Linked DNA regions of Homo sapiens: region 2 is linked to region 1. A link is a loop called in an ENCODE intact Hi-C map of the cell type or tissue named here. Cell type or tissue: heart right ventricle. All regions are shown on one strand. Each heading gives the region's core, and the rest is flanking DNA. Links, peaks and the distances in the headings are about the cores only.

Region 1 (5,388 bases), core at 114-5,113:
TATACTGTAATTTGCATTTTGGAAAAGACTGTGGTGGTGGTAGTATAGAGGATAAATTTGGGACAGTGGGAGAAAAATTAGTTAGATGATGATTGTAATAGCCTAGGAGAGAAAAGTTGGGGGCAGTACCAATGTCAAGAAATATTTGAGAGATGATAAGCGTATGTGGGCAGGATAATTAGTTAGCTTTTGTGACACGTACCAAATGAGAGAAAGGGAAGCAGGGATAGATGTATTTGGGATGTATACAACTAGATTTACTATTTAGCAAAATGGGGAATATAGGAAGAAGGAACAGATTTTGGGGGTGGAAGGATGCCAAGTTTATATTTTAATTTGTTGAGTTTATCATCTAGGTAAACAGCATTATTAGGCAGTTAGGAATATAAGTCTAAAACTCAGGAAATATTATATATTTAATAACCATCCACCTATATAGGAATTGAATGCCACAGACACAGACAGGATCCTTCAGGAAAATTGGAGATCGAAGGGCAAGAAATAGACAAAGTAAGGAACATTGGCTTTGCTGAGGAAGAGAAGTGAGCTAAAGCTAGAGAGAAGGAGCAACTGTAGAAAGGAATGAGAAGGGGGAGCTGGAAAGATATGAGAAAATATTGGAGATGGGGTTATCAAAGGAAAAACAGAGAAGTGTAGATCTTTCAGGGGAAGAGTGTCCATAGATTAAGCAGAATAAGGATTAAAAAGTGCCAGTTTGATTTAGCATTTATTAGTGGTATAGTAAAAGCAGTGTTTGAGGAACATTAGACATAGACGCAAGATTGAAGTAGAATTGAGGTATTTAGAAGTAAAGGGCCATGTTTGTAACTTAATCTCAAATGGTCCAGAAAAAAAAAAACCCTATTATTAAAATGTTAATAATAGCTGAATCTGGAGAAAGGATATAATATACTGCTTTTTTTCCATTAATAGAGATATTATATAGGCTTGTCTGCCTATGTCATGATGAATTCTGCTGCAAATATCCATCCCTAAACTGCCTAAAGCCATTATATTTGGGAACATTGTTTAAATTGCCACAATGCCATTTGGAATGTTTTAGCCCCCTTTTTAAAATGGAATTGTAGCGGAGGGATTTCACATGCCTTAAATTACATTCGAGACAGAAGAAATGATTTCTTCTTATAAAAAGTATGTTTTATACTTTTTAAATCTTTCAACTTTTCTGAATTTTGAAAATTTATTTCCAAGTAAAAAGTTAAAAGATTACAGTAGACTAATGGTTGCACAGCAGTGTGAATGTACTTAATGCCACTGAACTGTACACTTAAAAATAGTTAGAATAATAAATTTTGTTATGTATATTTTACCACAATAAAAAACCCTTGAAGTACATTATGTACTTTTTCATATTAACTGAGGACACCTATTGCAAAGTTCTTAGAGCAATGTGCTTTTGACCATGAAAATCTCTAAGACTTTATGTTTTTACAGCAGGAAGCAAGAGAAGTAAAGAAATGAATTTTTGTCTGTCTTTCCAAACGTTTGCTGTGAATAGCATACCTAGAGGAGAAAATGAAACTAAATGCTTAGTTTGCGTTTTGTTTTGTTTGTTTTCAAGTGGACATGCTTGGTATTTATATTGCAGAAGATAAGGAACTAATGTTGTACAGAGGGAGAGAAAGGCATGAAGAATAGAACAGAACAGTAATTGATGGAGTAAGACCCTTTAGGCAGAGTGAGAAGGAAACAAGGTAAAGACAGAATTTGAATGAAAAGGATGGCAGCTTTTCTGTGATGAAGGAGAGAAAGATGAGAGCAGATACTGATTAGTGTGTATTTGTGTTAGGTAGAACAGCTGAAGTGTTTATACCTAATGGACTTTCTTTTTTTTATGAGGTACGGTTATCTACTGAGGTAAGTACATAGTAGGTTAGGATATTTATAGATCATATGTAACAGATCACAAAAGAATTATTAGGTCTTTCAAGAACTTTTGCCATTTGCTTCCAGAGTCTGCAATACTTGGCTTAATCTCAGTTGATCCTAGAAGTCAGGATTAGTTAATGCTGAGAGTCATGATCTGGGACATAACAAATAAGAGTGAAAGAAGTTAATCAGTGGTTTAAAAATCTGTTAAGTCCCTTATTTCTTCTTGTACAAATAGTCTGTACCTCCACTTTCTTAAGTGAAATATACTGTCCTTAATGTTGTTACATCCTAGAATTAAGTCAATAAAAAATTTTGTCAGAAGTGTTTATACATATACATAAGTTTTCTCTAAGATGTTTTTGGCAAACTACCAAGTTTGTTCATTTAAGATAAATACATTAGAAAGTATATTTAGAGAAGTACTTTTGTCAGCCGATTTTTTTTCTATGCATTTTAAACATTTTTTCTCTAAGAATTTCACAAACTGGTAACACATAATCTCTTCTCTTGCTGTGGCCTACCCAGGACCACCAAATGGCTACCTATGTACTTTTTTAAAACTAAACTTCTGGGATTGAAATTTGCTTTGTAGCAAAATAGCAATATTTGCTTTTCCTTTAAATTATAATCCAAGTGCAAAAAGCATTTATTGACTCCTGCTTTATTATTTTGTAAAATCCCCAAATTTAGGTTTCAGATAGTATAGATTATTACTACATATTAAAGTATCTCTCTACTCCTTTTAGTATGTAGTAAATTTATCCATAAATATTTATCTAGTTAAAGTTTTCTGATTTTTCTAAAATATTCAAATTTATTTCAAATGTATTTTTATTGTAAATTCAGTCATTGATTTGATTATTGCTGTTTAATGTTTAGGGTTTGTAAATATATATATATGTCTATTTTAAACATAGGTCTTTTTTTTAGATGAAATATATATTTTGATTTCTTGAATACTCTGCTTTGGGTTTTTTTGTATACAGAATCAAAATGGGCATTATTAAAGTTTCTTGCCTTGATACTGAGTTTTTTTTTTCTGTGTCAAAGCGTTAAAATTGGACTTAGATTTGCGAATAACCTGGAGCCAAAATTCCTCACAAAGACACATGGATGTCTATGTCAGCAGAAGAGAAAAATAACATATCTATTTTTAAGTTAGTTGGAATTCTGAAGTCAAACCACTTGGTTGAATGCCTGCCACAGTGATATTAAAATTTCAAACATGCTCATAAAACCTATGCTGCCTCCTGCTGCCCATTGTGTGAATAATTTATAAAAGTAAAGAATTACTTAAGAACTAAATATTTACTTGTTTCTTGTTTGTGAATATTAAACTTGAAATTATGAATTGGTGAATAAATTATGAATTGGCTAATAATATGAAGTTAAAAATCACACTGGGTAGCAAATTACATTTCAACTTAAAAATTAAGCTGTGAACATTGACAAATTATTGAAGTTCTTTTTGACATCTTATTTCTTGTCACATCTTTTTTTAATCATAAAATAGCTGTTGAAAAGATTGGCAAAGTTTTCGAGCCTCAGGCAGTGTGTCAGGCTTACCCACAGTGATTTTCTTAAACATGAAAAATAATATATTCCTTCTAGAGAGACTCTGGGATAAATTTTACTGCTTTTTAAAAGTGTTATGAGTATAGCACTTATAGACTTAAGTGGGAGGGAAAGATAAGATTTGTCTCAATTCATACTTAACTTGTCTTGCACCACTGAGTTGGGAACATGATGGGCAGGGTGGAGGTGACTTAAAAGAAGTAAAACTGTGTTTTTGAGGCAATTGTTTATTCTGCAGACCTTCATTTGAATGTCTTTTGTATGCTAGATACTGTGTTAACTTCTGGGCAAATTTTTTTTTTTAAAGGCACGTATATAATCAGAGCGCTTACAGCAATTTAGTGGAAGTAAACGTGTTAAATCTTAAATGAATGCCAGATTTATAGTTCCTCTCATTCTACCATCTTAAGTTTTTATTATTTACTATATGGAGCGATGTTGGCATAGAGGGTATTAAATTCTCATGTATATTACATGACTCTTTCTTGGAAATTGCTTCCAAGATTTAACTTGCAGAGCCTGATCATAATCAAATATAGATTATTTTTCCCCTATAGGGCAATACCTAAAAAATATCTAAGATAAAGAACACTTATTGTTTAAAAAATAAAATCACTGCTTTAATAACTTTGTTTTCTTTGCAGTCTTCATAGATTTGGTGTACAGTAAAGTAGAAACAGGAGAATGAGAGGAAAATGAGATAAATGAACATGATGAAAATGTCAACTAAAAATACGGGAGAATGCAGAAAAACTTACTAGAAATGTTACAGAAGTGTAGACGATTAATTGACAGTTCATGCTAATGCCATATATTTTGCTATCTTCTATGGGCATCAGCATGTTATTTGATGTTCACACTAGTGGCCTAGTTTCATCAGAAGGAGATTTAGTATAATGTCTTTGTATGTTAATGGCATAGTGCAGTGGCATGAGCACTAGCTTTGGAGTGAACCCTGGATTGGTTTAAATGCTCCTACTTACCAGATATATAGAATATAGATTAGGTCACTTAACTTCACTGAGCCTAAGTTTCCTCAAGTGTAAAAAGGGGAATTGTTTCACAGAACAGTTGTGACTGATGTTTTAAAAGACAACTATTACCAACTAGAACAGTAGTTGTCAAACTTTTGGGCCTCAGATATCTTTATAATCTTAGAAAAGGATTTATGACCTAAAAGAGCTTTTGTTATGGTTATGTCTTATATAGGTTATGTCTTATATAGGTTATGTCTATCAACATTTGCTAGATTAGGCACTAAAACTGAAACTTTCAAAATATTTATTCATTTAAAGAAATAAACCCAGTACATGCTAACACAAATAACATTTTTAAATGAAAATTAACTATTGAAAACAAAAATTTAGTGAGATGAATGGCATTGTTTTATGCTTTCAAATCTCAGTTAATGCTTGGCTTCATGTAAGATGGCTGGATTCTTGTTTTTGCATCAGACTGTTGTGATGTTTTCATGTATGAAGAAAGCCCATTTACACACAGATAATACAGTTGGAAATAGGAATATTTTAATAGCTTTTCCTAAAAATTGTGGATATTATTCTTTGACACTACACCAAGTAGTAGTTTCTTTAATGCAGTGTGAAATCTGAAACCATAGTATTTAACTTTTCGTCCTCCATTACATTAAAATACATCAGTCTGTCTTGCACTTTGAATGGATACTTTACTCATGCATGATTTTGTAACATCCATGTAGGGTCATTTAAAAAATACTGGTTTGCAGCCGGGCACGGTGGCTGACACCTGTAATCCCAGCACTTTGGGAGGCCGACGCTGGCGGATCACCTGAGGTTTGGAGTTCGAGACCAGCCTGACCAATATGAAGAAACCCCGTCTCTACTAAAAATATAAAAAATTAGCCAGGCGTGGTGGCGCATGCCTGAAATCCCAGCTACTCAG
Region 2 (5,388 bases), core at 212-5,211, 190 kb before region 1:
TATGTCCCTACTGCTTCCAATACAGGCTATTTTTCATAGCCCTTTTAGTATAGTAAGCCCACAAGTCTAGCACAATGCTTGCTTATCTGATTCTTTGATAGACACAAACATAATTCATGGACCGTGAATTATGGACCATGAGTGCCTGTGGCTAAATGTTGGAAAAGTGGAAAGGGTCATCTCTGCCCTCATAGCTTACTTATAGTCACAAAATAAAAACTTGCAGTCCAAAAGTCAAAAGCACTCCCAAGCCCACTCTGTGTCACAGATGTCACAGATGATATGGATTTACCCTGAAATTGACATAGTTTAAGCCAGTTTGACGTAGTTTTTTTTTTGTTTTTTTTTTTTTGAGACGGAGTCTCGCTCTGTCGCCCAGGCTGGACTGCGGACTGCAGTGGCGCAATCTCGGCTCACTGCAAGCTCCGCCTCCCGGGTTCACGCCATTCTCCTGCCTCAGCCTCCCGAGTAGCTGGGACTACAGGCGCCCGCCACCGCGCCCGGCTAATTTTTTGTATTTTTAGTAGAGACGGGGTTTCACCTTGTTAGCCAGGATGGTCTCGATCTCCTGACCTCATGATCCACCCGCCTCGGCCTCCCAAAGTGCTGGGATTACAGGCGTGAGCCACCGCGCCCGGCCAGTTTGACGTAGTTTAAGGGATCTGATTTATAGACCTCCTAAAGTCCTGTGCTTATTTAATATTTTCAAATACAAAATTATATTTATATATATATACATTTTTCTTTGGGCCCCCAAATTGTATGCATTTCAAGCCCTACAAAACCTGATTCCAGGAGTTGTACCATTTATCTGTGGTCATGAATTTTGTAAACAAAGCTAAGGAAAAGTCAACAGTGATTCAGGGCAGATTCGTGGCTACATGACTTCCTCCTGGGCTGGCCTGGCTGGACTGAGTGTTGAGTGGGGGTGGGTCAACACTACTCCCTCAGTGGTCCCCTAAAGTAAAATACAAGTGTTCTCTGTCTCTCCGCTGTCCTTCACATCCCCTAAAAAGAGAAGTAAATTATCAAGGAAGGAAGGAAAATAAAGATGACAAATACTTCATGGTAGCAGAATATCATGATTCTGAGCTACCAACAGAAAATGCATTGCATTGGCTTACTCTACGTCATCAGGGTCACAGTGATCCTGCAACATGATTGAAATTCCAGGGTAAAATGTCTGTAGCAGTCAGAAGTGGGAGGAAGAGGGAAGTTAGAAGCAAGAGAAAAAGGGAGGAAGGACATGTGACAAAGGCAGTGAATATGATTAATGAGTCCAATTCTTCCTTATGTCACCTGTGGCCTCCCTGAGCATCAAAAAAGAAATAATGGGCTGGGATCCGGTCATCCACATTCCTTCTCCCTACCCCACCCCTTCCTCAGCATTTCCTCAGTATGTCAGGCTCTGGTCCAATAGCTCTATGTGGCAAAAAGGGAGGAAGACAACAGGCAGTCAGAGGCGGGGCTGAGTCCAGTTCCTGGTTCTGGCCAGGGCAGAATTCAGATTTTCAGGGCTTCAAGCAAAGAAAAGACTATGGAGCCACCATATTCCCATACATATATGCTGAAATTAGGATAATTGTTTTTCTGGGTTTTGTGATTTTGACATTTTAAAAAAGCCGATTGGAACTGAACTTCCAACTTTCTCTCTCTCTCTACACTAACACCTTTCTGGCCCTTACTGATGCTGTGACCTTAGGAGAGTCCCTTATCACTATGAGTCTGTTTGCTCATCTATAAAGGTGGTGTGTCATGATTCTTTAATCTCCGTGAGTCTATTAGTGATCATTCGGTTTCATCTTCTAAAGCAAAACAATTTTAAATACCCCTGCTCTGGCTTGTACATTCTACTGACATGTACAGAGTTGAGAATTCTAGTCCAGATTAGTGAGGACATCCTATGTATGTGGTGATACATCTGATTTTACTTATTCTACAAATGTTCACTGAATACCTACCAGGTAACAGCTGCTGAGTGTACGGTGATGAATGAAGCAGAAATTCTCCTCGCCTTGCCCAGTAGAATACTTCAGTGGAGCTTGCAGTCTATTAACTGTAATGGTGGAGCCTGAGATCAGCCCAGGTGTCTGATTCTAGAAGCTACCCTCTTAGTCACAATCTAAGATGGTGGTGAAGAGCCTGACTCTGCAGTTAGGCAGCCTGGGTTCAAATCTCAGTTGTGTCACTTCCTTCCTTAGTGACCCTGAGCAACTTTCTTAACCTCTCTGTACTGATATTTTCTTGTTTTTTAAAACCAAGCTAAAAATGGCAAATCCAAATGCCCAAAGTAGATGTCCTGACATACTCAGGTTAGAGGCACAACTCTTCTGCCAGAACTTGTGCTACGGCTTGCTATGCAAGGGACAATGGTGAGTTTGCTCCACAATGCATGCCTAGCGTTTGGCCAAAGAGGGAAGAATGATTCTCTCCCCATTGTGTGTCTTAATTTGGCATCTAGGTTAAGCAGTTCTATCCTGATGTCCTATTGAGATTTTAGAGAAAAAACCCTTTTCAGTTTTAACTCAAGGGCCATTTTAACTTTACCATCTTCTCCCCAGATTTGTAAAAATATCCTTGGTGACTTAAGAGATCCTTGGGGGCTACTGGAGACCCAGCAGGTCGTGGTCGAGGGTGATCCAGATTTTTCCTGTCCTCTCATCCTTCTCTTTGAGCTTCCCAACATCTGCTTTTCCCTCAAAATAATTAATCCACTTCACAAAAAGATATTACCAAGAAATGTCGATTTACATAAGATTTTATGGAAACAAAAGACAAGACAGTTAACAACCCATATCCCACAGATGACCACTTGAAAATTCCTGTTGGACGTTTCACCATTTCTCTTCTCCAGACTCCTCTTTCCTGCCACGTTACTACCAGTGGTCTCCCTCTTTCCCTTCAAGGGTGCCCTGCTTCATTGCTCCTCTCCTCCTGTTCCCAAAGGCCAGCCTCCTTAGAAGGCAGTGGGGGTTACAAACACCAAAAAAAATTTCAAGTAGACAAGTAACAGATGCTTCCCCATATTCAAAAAACCCACCAGCCCATCATCCTCAAAGCTTTAAAACTGGGAAAACCTTGTCTACCTGTTCCCTTAGGATCCATCCTTCACTAAGACACTCTTGGCATTTCGTGTAATTAGTCTCCAGTGAGGCCAGTCCTCTTCCCACCAAATGTTACCTGAACACTAGTGGCGAGCAAGCTATGCCCTGGTTGAAATAAAGATGCTGGGTAACATGTTCCATTTTCTTCCATCTTATCTCTTCAAAGCAGCCTTGCAACACAAAGCTGTGCCAAGAGCATTTAATTTTCACCACTGTCCTTCAGGCTTCCAGCCTTCTCTGAACGTGCCTTCCCACCTCCCACCCCGAACAAAACTGTCTGCTTTCTACATGTTTTCCACAGTACCCCTACTTGCTTCTACCTAACATTCAACATCTTGTAATTTCTTATTTGCTAATCCATTTCCCCTAGTAGACTGTCTATGAAAGGAGGCATGTAGTTCTTAACCCAACTGGAATTTTAGTATACATTTGTTGAATTAACAGATGAAGGAAAAGCATACGCTTTACTATTAACTATCCTCACTATAAACTAATATATGTCATTGCCTTTGCGGCTAACCTCAGATGTCACAAACCTACAATGCTAAATCTGTCATACTAAGGATCCTCTGTGCTTTTGTTAAGTTTATCCAGGCTATGGTTAACTTCAGAATTCTCTCCTTTCCAGTGACTGCGAGGGCCTTATAAAAGATGCTGCAATGAGGCCGGGCGCGGTGGCTCACGCCTGTAACCCCAGCACTTTGGGAGGCCGAGGCGGGCGGATCACGAGGTCAGGAGATCGAGACCATCCCGGCTAAAACGGTGAAACCCCGTCTCTACTAAAAATACAAAAAAATTAGCCGGGCGTGGTGGCGGGCGCCTGTCGTCCCAGCTACTTGGGAGGCTGAGGCAGGAGAATGGCGTGAACCCGGGAGGCGGAGCTTGCAGTGAGCCGAGATCCCGCCACTGCACTCCAGCCTGGGCGACAGAGCGAGACTCCGTCTCAAAAAAAAAAAAAAAAAAAAAAAAAGATGCTGCAATGAATTTCTTTCTTTATTTCATTTGCTTGCTTATTATTCTTATTCCTTCTACATAAAACGAACAAACAAAACAAAACAAAAGCACAAGCTCTGGTGGCAAATAGACACGGATGTGAAACCCAATTTCACCACTGCTAGCTTTATGATCGTGAAAAATTAGTCTTTTAGTTTCAGTTTCTTACCTATAATACTTACATCCATATCATAGGATTGTCAAAGAATTAACTGGTACATATCAAGGCCTCCTGGTACATAGTAGGATGTTGGTAAATATGAAACCTATTAAATCTCTTTTTTCTCTTACCCCTTTCTCATAACTCCCATTATTACAGCCTCAAAATGCTTACCACCTGATTATTCAGTACACGAGCTGCTTCTCATATTTTCTTTTTATCTTGGTATTCTACAGTTTCACAATGATATAGTTAGGTATAGATTTGTTCTATAGATTTATTCATCCTGTTTGGGCTTCTGCAAGCATCCTGATTTTGTAGGTTGGTGTCTTTTATTAGATCAGCCATTATCTTTTTAGAAACTGCTGCTGTCTATTGTCTCTGTCTTCTGCAACACTGATTAGATTTATGTTAGTGACTCTTCATACTAGTCTCCAAGTCTCTTAACCTCTCCTTTATTCTTTCCTTTTCTTTTCTTTTATTCATTGAACTTCATTTTGGATAGTATCTTCAGAGCTACTATATTCTTTTGTGAGCTGTGTCTAATCCACTATTCAATCCATACATGTATTGTGTGTGTGTGCATGTGTGTGTGTATGTATGTGTGTGTGTGTGTGTGTGTATGTATCTATCTATCTATCTATCTATCTATCTATCTATATATATATATATATATATATATATATGCAATGAGCTGCTCATTTTGGGAGGGCTCTGTTAATGAAAACTCTTTAAGACCTGGGGAAAAGATGGGTTCCAATAGAAGGGATTTTCATTTGTTTCTGTCACGTGTCTTTACATTATCAGCCTAAGATCACTTGAAACTAACTCTTGGCTTAAGATTTTTCAAGCCACCACAGGTAATGGTAATTCTGTCTTCAAATACATATGAAAGTTAGTTTATGGTTAGACATTCTCAGGGGATTTTTTTCTCAACTCTGCTTATTACTAAGGTTTAATACAGGCAGTTTTCCTTGAAATACCTAGAGAGGGGCAATGTGCACAGGACATGCATGTTTATTGGTAGTTCACCTTGTATATCACTAAGGATATAGTTCTCTAGTGTCTTTACTTTATAGAGGGTGTGTATCTTATTAAGCTTCCCATACTAGGCAAGCCCTAGACTTTGTT

The links. A loop is a pair of places that touch in the nucleus more often than their neighbours do. Peaks named below come from ENCODE experiments on the same cell type or tissue, not always from the same donor. Only the 100,000 strongest peaks of a DNase experiment are listed, where the experiment ranks them.
Region 2: a loop joins it to region 1, with 3 times the contacts of the local background. A loop is called at or near these places in 19 of 110 quality-filtered maps.

The regions. Positions count from the first base shown.
Region 1 is chr4:119,283,445-119,288,832 of GRCh38, forward strand. All of the region lies in intron 17 of USP53 (ubiquitin specific peptidase 53), which reads left to right. Among named protein-coding and RNA genes, the nearest start is that of ARLN, 15 kb to the right of the region's middle. In heart right ventricle, for the core only: a CTCF peak has its summit at 3,141 (motif pointing left); no DNase peak of the experiment used is centred there; H3K4me3 peaks cover 722 bases; H3K27ac peaks cover 4,109 bases.
Region 2 is chr4:119,092,331-119,097,718 of GRCh38, forward strand. No RefSeq gene overlaps it. Among named protein-coding and RNA genes, the nearest start is that of MYOZ2, 41 kb to the right of the region's middle. In heart right ventricle, for the core only: no CTCF peak of the experiment used is centred there; no DNase peak of the experiment used is centred there; H3K27ac peaks cover 546 bases.